2 separate regions of the Mus musculus genome follow, and region 1 is linked to region 2. The links are chromatin loops, found by intact Hi-C in ENCODE. Cell type or tissue: gastrocnemius. All regions are shown on one strand. Links, peaks and the distances in the headings refer to the core of each region. The heading gives the core; the rest is flanking DNA. Region 1 overlaps Larp1 (La ribonucleoprotein domain family, member 1). Region 2 has its middle 40 kb from the start of Gm33078.

What was found. Peaks named below come from ENCODE experiments on the same cell type or tissue, not always from the same donor. Only the 100,000 strongest peaks of a DNase experiment are listed, where the experiment ranks them.
Region 1: a loop joins it to region 2, with 4 times the contacts of the local background. A loop is called at or near these places in 15 of 42 quality-filtered maps.

Annotation. Positions count from the first base shown.
Region 1 is chr11:58,018,722-58,024,096 of GRCm38, reverse strand. The region is part of intron 1 of Larp1 (La ribonucleoprotein domain family, member 1); the gene reads right to left. Among named protein-coding and RNA genes, the nearest start is that of Gm51897, 6.3 kb to the left of the region's middle. In gastrocnemius, for the core only: no CTCF peak of the experiment used is centred there; no DNase peak of the experiment used is centred there; H3K4me3 peaks cover 776 bases; H3K27ac peaks cover 3,573 bases.
Region 2 is chr11:57,948,772-57,954,146 of GRCm38, reverse strand. It overlaps the pseudogene Gm12245. Among named protein-coding and RNA genes, the nearest start is that of Gm33078, 40 kb to the right of the region's middle. In gastrocnemius, for the core only: a CTCF peak has its summit at 2,973 (motif pointing left); DNase peaks (open chromatin) are centred at 3,016 and 3,401.

The sequences.
Region 1 (5,375 bases), core at 104-5,103, 70 kb before region 2:
TTCTTTAAATCCTCTTTGGGACTGGAAGGACCAGATAAACACTTTAATAAATGCTTCTGGTCAATTCCATGGCTCTGTCTTAAGTCTTTTGCTCCTTTTTTTTTTCCTACCCCTTGGTGTTTCTTTTTTGCTTAAGATCCATTTTATTGAGCTAGAAAAGTACCCAAGGAGCTAAAGGGATCTGCAACCCTATAGGTGGAACAACAATATGAACTAACCAGTACCCCCAGAGCTCATATCTCTAGCTGCATATGTAATAGAAGATGGCCTAGTCGGCCATCATTGGGAAGAAAGGCCCCTTGGTCTTGCAAACTTTATATGCCCCAGTTCAGGGAAATGTCAGGGCCAAGATGTGAGAGTGGGTGGGTAGGGGAGCAGGGCGGGAGAAGGGTATAGGGGACTTTCTGGATAGCATTTGAAATGTGGATGAGGAAAAATTGACAAAAAAAGAAAAAAATTAATTTTTTTTTAATCCATTTTATTTTGGCCAGGCAGTGAGGGCTCACATCTTTAATCCCAGCACTGGGGCGGCAGAGCAGGTGATTCCGATTTCAAGGCCAGCCTGGGTTATAGAATAAATTCCAGGACATGCAGGAGCACAAAAAGAAACCCTGTCTCCAAAACAAAAAACAAAACACAACACCTGGGCTGGAGAGCTGGCTCAGTGGTTAAAAGCACTGACTGCTCTTCCTAGAGGTCCTAAGTTCAATTCCCAGCAACCACATGGTGGTTCACAACCATCCGTAATGAAATCTGATGCCCTCTTCTGGTGTGTCTGAAGACATCCACAGTGTACTTATATACATAAAATAATTCTTTAAAAAAAAAAAAAACAGCCGGGCTTGGTGGCGCACGCCTTTAATCCCAGCACTCGGGAGGCAGAGGCAGGCAGATTTCTAAGGCCAGCCTGGTCTACAAAGTGAGTTCCAGGGCAGCCAGAGCTATACAGAGAAACCCTGTCTCGAAAAACCAGGAAGGAAGGAAGGAAGGAAGGAAGGAAGGAAGGAAGGGAGGGAGGGAGGGAGGGAGGGAGGGAGGGAGGGAGGGAGGGAGGGAGGGAGGGAGGGAATGTATTTTATTTTAAATTATGTGTTCGGCTAGTGAGATGGCTCAGCAGTTAAGAGCACTGACTGCTCTTCCAGAGGTCCTGAGTTCAAATCCCAGCAACCACATGGTGGCTCACAACCACCCATAATGAGATCTGAAGACAGCTACAGTGTACTTACATATAATAAATAAAATTAAATTAAATTTTAAAAAATTATGTGTTCACATGCATGCGTGTATACTCACTGAGTGCAGTGCCCTCAGAGGGTAAGAGGGCATTAGGTACCCTGGAGCTAAAGTTACAAAGACCATGAACCAGCCCTAGTGGGTACAAGAAACACATCTGGGGTCCTCTGCAAGAATAGCAAGTGCTGTTAACTGGTTGAACCTTCTTCTCCAGGCCCACACATTTCCTAACTTACAGGTACAAATGAAAATCCTGATTACATTCTGCTTTGACAGAAAACAAAAGAAAAATTTTCTGTTGAAATCTCACTTGAATACCATGATTCAAGTCCTGTTTTAGACCAAACAAAACAACTTTCTGACTGCTTAAAGTCTCTTAAGAAACAGAGCTAAAAACAACTTTAACCCTTACTTAATCTTGTAATTTTGGCTCAATCCTTGTCTGGAACATTTTTTGTTACTAAGTATCAAAATGGGGGAGGAGAGAAAGGAAGCAGAGAATGAACGTCCAGCTACAAGTAGCTCCTTATCTTCTACTCTGATTTACCTGCATTTCCTGCAGGCCTTTCTGCTTCCACCTTGCTCCCCACTCAACACTCTCCACGGATCTGAGGAATCTCAAAGCATCTGCTGCAGCCACTGCTCTCCAGCCTCCACAACAGAGTGCAGAGCCCCTGTAAAGCTGAGGCCTCCTCATCTACACTGGCCATTTCTGTCCTTGGAGGATCCTGACTGCACTCTGGCTAGGATGATCCTTCTGATCATGCCAACACCTTAACAGCCTCTGCCCAATACCTCCCTATGAAAATTGATTCCAGAGTAGCTGGGATAACAGGACTGTATTCCACACCCTCAAGATGGCTGATTCTTTAAGCTGCTGTTTTGGGAGGTGATGTTAGGCAGGAAATGAAAATTGGTAGTTCACTGCTTCCCTGTGGGAATGTAAACAATGAGGCCAGGCCTCTCTATCTAGTGCACGGCAGAATTCCCAAGGCCTCTTAGTAGGCTGTTCAAACTGATGGGAGCCAAGCAGTTCCTGCCACACAATGAATGGTTAAAGTTCAAGCCATGGGGCCTGTTTGAACAAGCCTGAACATTGGATACTAGTGAGCCTCTTAGGTCTGCCCCGATTCTGCTAAGTTGATTAACTCTTGGACCCCAGCTTCTACCAGCTCTGCATGTTCAGGCCAGAAGGGGATTCTCAGGAATGATCCTATTGAACTAGACATGGGATTTAAGAATCCTTCCAAGTTCCTATCACTGTCTGCTACTCACCACCTAGGGCAGACCATCTTACCTGAACACAAACCTGAAGCCTAGATCACAATGCCACACACACATACACACATCCCTAAGAGTCCCACTGCCTTACTTAGTGTAGCTCTGAAGAAGAAAGCTGGTCCCATCTGAGTCTCTAAATAAGATCTCAACAACCAGGGTCTTAACTTCTGATTCAATTGATATAGCAAACTTAATCCTAATGGGAAAGTCTTGAAAGACCTTGTGACTCAACCACTTCCATTCACAGGAAGCAGGAAAGGAAGTGGGGAAATTCAGTAAAGTCGCTCAAGTCTTTCAGTGAGATGCACAGCTGAGCTAGCAGCTGATCTTTCAATTCCCCTACATCATTTCCTACCTTCCCTACTACAGGGAGGACAGAACAGCACTGCCAGGAGGAGCCTCTGTCCAGAGAAATTCCCAAGGAGCCTTGGCTCCCTTCCCTAAACAGGATCACACTTTACAAGGCTTCTACTCAGGATCTTTCTTTCCCCTTTCCATTGTGAGAGTTAACCCTGTATAGTCCTCCTCACGCCTACAAGATAACAGGGGGCTTTAACAGACTGAAACCAATGATGCTATTTATATACCCAGTCCAGCGGAGGGGACAGAAATGGAAAGGCTACCTGGAGCCTGACTAACACAACAATTTCCTTGGCAAGTTCATCCTCAGCTTTGCTCCAGGGCCGCAGGCCACAATGCTCTTAGTATCAGGTCTTCACCACACTTGCTCTCCTCTCAAGTGTCTACAAGGCTACTCCTTGGCTTCCCTTCCTTTTTATGGTGAAGCACAGTATCTGGACTCACAGGCCTCATGCTGGGAGGAAGCCTCATGAAGGATGCAAATGTGAGGGCCTACAGGGCCTAGCAGTGGGTTGCAAGTAGACAGCCAGTAGTGCAGACCATGGCCCTCACCCAGTATCAGAGGCAATTAATTCAGCATAGCTTTACACACTGTCCTTTTAGTTTTTTAAAAGCAAAGTTGGATACCCCTACGCTTAGAGAGCTAGTTTATAGACTTTTTTTCTGAGGGTGGGTCTTTTGAGACAGGGTCTCTAACATAGTTCTGGCTGTCTTAGCTAGCCTCAAATTCAAAGAAATCCGCCTGCCTCTGCCTCCCAGGTGTTGGGATTACAGCGAAGCCTGTATGTGTGCCACCATACCTACAGCATTTTCCCCATTTTAAAATATAGATGGTTCCTTTCAAGTATCCTTAAAGCAAATTTAAAACTGTCAGCCGGGCAGCGGCGGCACACACCTTTAATTCCAGCACTTGGGAGGCAGAGGCAGGCGAATTTCTGAGTTTGAGACCAGCCTGGTCTACGGAGAAAGTTCCAGGACAGCCAAGGCTAAAAACAAAACAAAACAAAACAAAAAGCAAACAAAAAAAGCAAGCTAGCTAGCTGTCAGGAGGCAAAGCTGGGCATGAGATGTAGACACAGACAGACACTTTGTGACTTCTTTTTAGCACAGAGTTTCAAAAGTCCCGACTGGCCTGGAATGCCCTATGTAGACCATACTTATCTCAAACTCAAGAGACACATCCACTTGCCATTGCTGTCCAGACTTTGTTTGTTTGTTTGTTTGTTTTGGTATGGCTGTAGCTCCATCTACTCTGGCTCTTGCTACAGTATCTCAGACTGGCCTCTAGCTCATGATAATCCTTCTGCCTCCCTTCTGGATCCAGAATTAAAGATGTTCACCACCACACTTCTGACCTGTTTCAGATAAAAGACCCTCCTTAATTTGAAGGTGAGGTCTATCTAACAGAGCCTAGAAACTTTCTGAATCAAAAGGTTCTTCAGGAAATAACCACCTAATTACTCAATAGTTAGGGGGGGGGGGCGAGCACCTACTACATTCACTTGGGGACACTGTTACCAACTGACCAAGTCAAAATCCACTAATGCTCCCCCACACCTACACCAAAACTTAACCATAGGTCACTGAGATGATAGGACTTAACTCCAAAACAAGACTATGCTATTAATGCCAACTGATTTTTTCTCATACATAGGAAAGGAGACCTATCTGCAACAAATCTGAAGCTGTGGAAAGATACCAAAGCACTAAATGGACAGTTTTACCACAAAGCACCCATGCTCATCTAAAAATTTCAAGAGCCACAATTTGGAGTGGGTGGGGAGGCATCAGATGGCTCAGCAGGTAAAGGAGAACTGACTTCCATCCTGGGACACACAGTGGAAAACACCAACTCCTGCAAGTTGTCCTCTGACCTCAAAACACAGGCAATCAATTGGGCAGGTGAGGGGACACATGCACACACCCCACCTCCATTTGGGCTTCTTAAGTTTCTTTTTTTTTTCTTTTTTAACCTCCCAACAAACTCTAACTTAACCTGTTTATTTTAGTCCATGTCTGCCACTCGGTATATCCTCCTCCTCCTCCTCCTCCTCCTCCTCCTCCTCCTCCTCCTCCATGTCACACTGGTAAATCCTCCTGCCTCTTACAAGGTTCTTTTTGTTTTGTTTTGTTTTGTTTTGTTTTGTTTTGTTTTTGGAGACAGAGTTTCTCTGGTATAGCTCTGGCTGTCCTGGAACTCACTTTGTAGACCAGGCTGGCCTCAAACTCAGAAATCCGCCTGCCTCTGCCACCCCACCCCCAAGTGCTGGGATTAAAGGCGTGCGCCACCACGCCCAGACTCTTACAAGGTTCTTAAGTTCACCTCTATGATAAACCAGCAGAGGGCAGGGTCAGGAGGAAAACCAGTTAAAAGATGTGACAGCAACTATTACCTTCCTTTCTATGCACAGGTCCAAATTCTAGGAAAAGTGATAGAAGATGCTGGGTCATGAGGAAGAATGGCTTCAACAATATCCTGTTAAGCAAAATAAAAGGCCAAA
Region 2 (5,375 bases), core at 265-5,264:
GCCCCAATTGGTTCTCTTAAAGGAAGGAGGCTGGGTCCAGAAACCATTCTGACCATCTTTGATACCTAGATGTCCCTGGTTCCTGGCTTCACAGCAGATGTATTGAGACACCATGTTTGTACCCTCTGGACCCCACATGCTTCCACACACAACCGACTGGGCCCTGCAAGGTCTGAACAGAAGGCCACCTGGACTTGTTCACACATTCAAAAGTCAGAGGCCCCTGTCAGCGAGGGTCAGAGTAGGTGAGAACCTGCAGCTGGTTTCAGTCACAGGACTGTACGCTGAGGAGGGACAACAGCTCCAGGAAATGACGGGGTGTGGATGCTGCTTCAGGGGTCTTTGACGTCTACTTGGAATGTTTGAATCCCCCCAGAAGGAATAGAGGAGCCCCCCGGGGCCAGCGAGCTAGACTTCCTGACTGGGGAATGGGGAAACTCAGCACTACCCATAACTTTTATTTTTATTTTATTATTTTTTGAGACAGGGTTTCTCTGTATAGCCCTGGCTGTCCTGGAACTCATTCTGTAGACCAGGCTGGCCTTGAACTCAGAAATTTGCCTGCCCCTGCCTCCAGAGTGCTGGGATTAAAGGAATGTGCCACCACTGCAGGGCTACCCATAACTTTATCTTCTCTCCCTACCCCCATGCATCTTCTCTCCCTTTTCTTTCGAGACAGGGTCAAGGCCCAGGCTGGCCTTGAATTCACTATGTTGTCTCTGGCTGTCCTGGAATTAATTGGTTAGTTTATTCATTAAAAAAAAATCTTTTTGAGATAGGGTCTTTCCTTTGCTGTCCTGAACTGGCTCTGTAGATCAGGCTGGCCTCAAACTCAGAGACATCTGCCAGTTTCTGCCTCCCAAGTGCTAAGATTAAAGGTATGTGCCGCCGCCATCTGACATTAGGAATTTATTATGTAGAAAGTTTTGCCTGCTTCTGCCTCTGGAGTGCTGGGGATTATAGGTGCAGGCTACCATACCTCGTTCATGTTATGTGATGCTGGAATAGAACCCAGGGCCTTCTAGATGCTAGGCAGGCACGCTGTCAATTGAGCTATATCTCCAGCCATTGTTTTTGTAAGAGAGGGTCTTGCTATGTAGACCTAGCTAGCCTGGAACATACTATGTAGGCTCCATCCTCCAAGTGCTGGTGTGACAGGCTTGAGCCACCACACCCATCTGCCACTTCCTACACATTGGTAATTACCTCTCTGGTCTCCAGTTTCCTTATCTGTAGAATGGGAAAGCATAGCTCATGCCTGAGTGGGTGCCGCTGGGAGCTCTGACATCACTCAGTGTCAGGTGTGTGGTGGCCTCATTTCTAGGAATAGCTTCTGGTCTGGAAATCCCCCACTCTTGTACAAGGAGACTTCACACGCTCTCCTGTTGGGCTCCACCTATCCTCCCCTACCAGCTTTTTCTCAAAACATCTATACTTCTCACACGTTGGTGAAAGCCTAAAGCAACTTGGGGGGAGGGCATCTGCTCTGGCTGTGGTCATGGGGCCTGCACACCAGGACCTCCAACATGGAGACCTGCTCAGCATGTATACCCCAACAGGAGGCAGGGCAGCACGAGTCCTCCTTTCTCTGCTTGGCTTTGAGTGCTCACTTGCAGAGGTGCAGCCAAGCTTCATTTGATTGACAGCTCCAGCCAGGTGGAAGCCGCTCATGCTTGCAGTCCTAGCCCTTGTTTATTCTCTTCTTTAATCTCAATGATCTTACTTACCATTTTCTTTTCAGATTTTTTTTCTTCTTTTTTTATTGAGACAGGGTTTCTCTGTGTAGCCCTGGCTGTCCTGGAACTCACTCTGTAGACCAGGCTGGCCCTGAACTCAGAAATCTGCCTGCTTCTGCCTCCCAAGTGCTTAGTTTAAAGGTGTGCGCCACCTACCCTGCAAGTTGCTTTTTCTTATTGCCTACCTTTTAAAATTTTTGTTAAGATTTATGTAGTCTTTTATGTGCATGGCTGTTTATCTGCGTGTATGCATGTGCACTGTGACTGTGCCCGGTGCCCTGGAACTGGAGATACGGTTGGTAGTGAGCAGCCCTGTGGGTGCCAGGAACTGAATTCACCTTCTTATGCTTTCCCAGGGTCCTCTTGTAGCCTCGGAGCTATTTCTCTGGCCCCTTCCGCACGTCTCTATACGGGTCTCGTGTATCTCAAGCTGCTGACCCTTCCCCATTTTACCAAGAGTGACGCTGAACTCCACATTCGTACACACTCCCTCCAGAGAATTGCCATTACTGGCCTGTTTCACTGCCACGCCCCTACCCTACTTCCATCTCAATTTCATTTTTTATTTCCTCTTTTTACACTTCCTTTTCTTACACCTTTCAAAGATAGCTTTTAAAGTCGGAGTCTTGGTTCTGGAGATGACACAGCCGGAGTCCCCAATGGCGAGTGGTTTCTCTCTGCCTTGCTTCGTGGCAGGAAGTTCACATCATGTCTTGCCACAGGCTTCACACCGTGCACTCCACAGAAGTTGCAGTCTAGGGAGTCTGAAGCCTGCTCCCCTGACTTAACCTGTCGCTTGCTCAGCTTTCTCCTCCAGCCAGGAGCGAAAGCCAAACACAAGATTTCTGTGGGGTGCGTTGAAGCAAGGCTGTAAACCCAGCACAGGAAAGGTAGGAGGCTTGCCACAGGTTAGAGGCCAGTATGGGCCACACTGGGAGACTCTGTCCGGTCACACCAAATGTTTAACTCATCTATTACACTTTAAAGCTGTGACTTTAGGCAGTGACAACTTCTAGTCTTGGTGTCCTCCTTTATAAACTAGCAATGACACTTGGAGAGAGGAGATGAGAACACACATAATTGTTTATTGTCACTTGTCTGCTTCCTAACGTTTAGTCGCATAAATGCTTAGGGAAACAATGCAAGAATAAATTTTCACCTAAGCAAAAACAAATTTAGGTGTCAAAAAGGCTGGCTCATCTGCTTGTCTTTGCCGCCACCTACTGGTCATATATGATAAAGCACATATTTCAAGGCTTGCCAAGATGGCCTTTTGGTTTTTTGTTTTTGCTTTTTGGGTTTTTTTTTTTTTTGAGACAGGGTTTCTCTGTGTAGTCCTGGTGACTGTCCTGGAACTCACTCTGTAGACCAGGCTGGCCTCGAACTCAGAAATACACCTGCCTCTGCCTCCCAAGTGCTGGGATTAAAGGTGTGTGCCACCACTGCCTGGCTGTTTTTGTTTCATTGAGACAGGGTCTCACTTGGCAGCCCTAATTGTCCCAGAACTAACTCTAACTCTCTCTCTCTAACTCTGTCTCTCTCTCTCTGTCTCTCTGTCTCTGTCTGTCTCTGTCTGTCTCTCTGAGTGTGTGTGTGTGTGTGTGTGTGTGTGTGTGTCTGCCACATACTGAGGAGGCCAGAAGAGACTGTCAGATCCCTTGGGGTTACAGGTTGTGAGCTGCCCTGCTTAGAGAACTGAACTCTATCTAGTCCTGGCTGTCCTCCAGCCCGCTACGTAGACCAGACCAGTCTAGAACTTATAGGGATAAAGCGATCCTTCTGCCTCTGCTTCCTGAGTGCTAGGATAAAAGTCATGTGCCACCACTGCCCACTTCTGACTCTTCTCTCACACTTACACTCCAGCACTATGTATTTATACTCTCTTCTTAGCTCCCACCCCTTAGTTAGGCTTCTGATGCTGTGATAAAACCACAACTTAAGGAGGAAAGATTTATTTCAGCTTCCAACTCTTAGGTCACTCTTTACCACTGAGGGAAGCCAGGGCAGGAACTCAGGACAGGAACCTGGAGGCAGGAGCTGATGCAGAAGTCATGGAGAAATGCTGCTTACCGGCTTGCTCACCCATGGCTTGCTAAGCCTGCTTTCTTATATGACCCAGGAACAGCTGCCCAGGGTTGGCATTAGCACAGTGGGTGGGGCCCTCCCACATCAATCATTAAGTAAGAAAATGGCAGACGGACTTGTCTAGAAGCCAATCTTACAGAAGCAGTCTCTCACTTCTCCTCCCACATGATTCTAACGTGTGTCAAGTTGACAACAACTAAAAAAGAAATAAACTACCGGCTTACACCTGTAATAAGAATCTAAAATTTGTAAATATTTTAATAAACTCCAAGTTTTCTTTAAAAATATATAAATGAGAAATTAAAAAAAAATGCTGGACAGTGGTGATACACCTCTTAAATCCCAGCACTTGGGAGGAAGAGGCCAAGTGGATCTCTGTGAGCTTGAGACCAGTGTGGTCCACAGAGGGAGTTACGGGATGTGATGGTTTGTATGTGCTCAGCCCAGGGAGTGGCACTATTAGAAGGTGTGGCCCTGCTGGAGTAGGTGTGTTCTTGTTGGAGTGGGCTTGTCATTGTGAGTGTGGGCTATAAGACCCTCATTTTAGCTGCCTGAAAGTCAGTATTCTGTTAGCAGCCTTCAGGTAAGGATGTAGAACTCTCTGCTCCTCCTGCACCATGCCTATCTGGATGCTGCCATGTTCTTGCCTTGATGATAATGGACTGAACCTCTGAACCTGTAAGCCAGCCCCCAGTTAAATGTTGTCCTTATAAGAGTTGCCTTGGTCATGGTGTCTGTTCACAGCAGTAAAATCCTAACTAAGACACAGGACAGCCAGGGATACACAGAGAAATCCTCAAAAAAATAAAATAAAATAAAATAAAATAAAATAAAATAAAATAAAATAAAATAAAATAAAATAAAATAAAATCAGGACACAGCCAGGATATGCGTTATACTTATATTTCAGCATCTGAGAGGTGAGGCAGGAGGATTGCCTTACGTAAAAGTAGCCTGGTTTGGAACTTAATAGCTAAGTAGCAAGATCCTGCCTCAATAAAAAAAAAAAAACAAAAAACAAAAAAAATCAACCAGGGGCTGGAGAGATGACTCAGCAGTTAAGAGTACTGACTGCTGACTCTCTCTAGCCCGCCATCCCCAGGCACCTGTTCCTGGTGGCGCAGAGCACACGGCCCGGGCAGCACGGAAAGCAGCAGGAGGAGGAAGAGCTGAGCAGGTCGGCGCACCTGGTGGTGAGCATCTCTAGAAAGAGGAGAAGGCAAGGATAGGCCCAGGAGTGATGGCATCCAAATTTAAACAAGTCATACTGGATCTCACTGTGGAGAAAGACAAAAAAGACAAAAAAGGTGGGAAGGCCTCCAAACAAAGTGAAGAAGAATCCCACCATCTGGAAGAGGTTGAAAACAAGAAGCCTGGGGGAAATGTCCGAAGGAAAGTCAGGCGACTTGTGCCTAACTTTCTCTGGGCCATACCTAATAGGCATGTTGATCGCAATGAAGGGGGAGAGGATGTTGGGAGATTTGTAGTGCAGGGAACAGAAGTCAAGAGAAAGACTACGGAGCAGCAGGTGAGGCCTTACAGGCATTTCCGAAC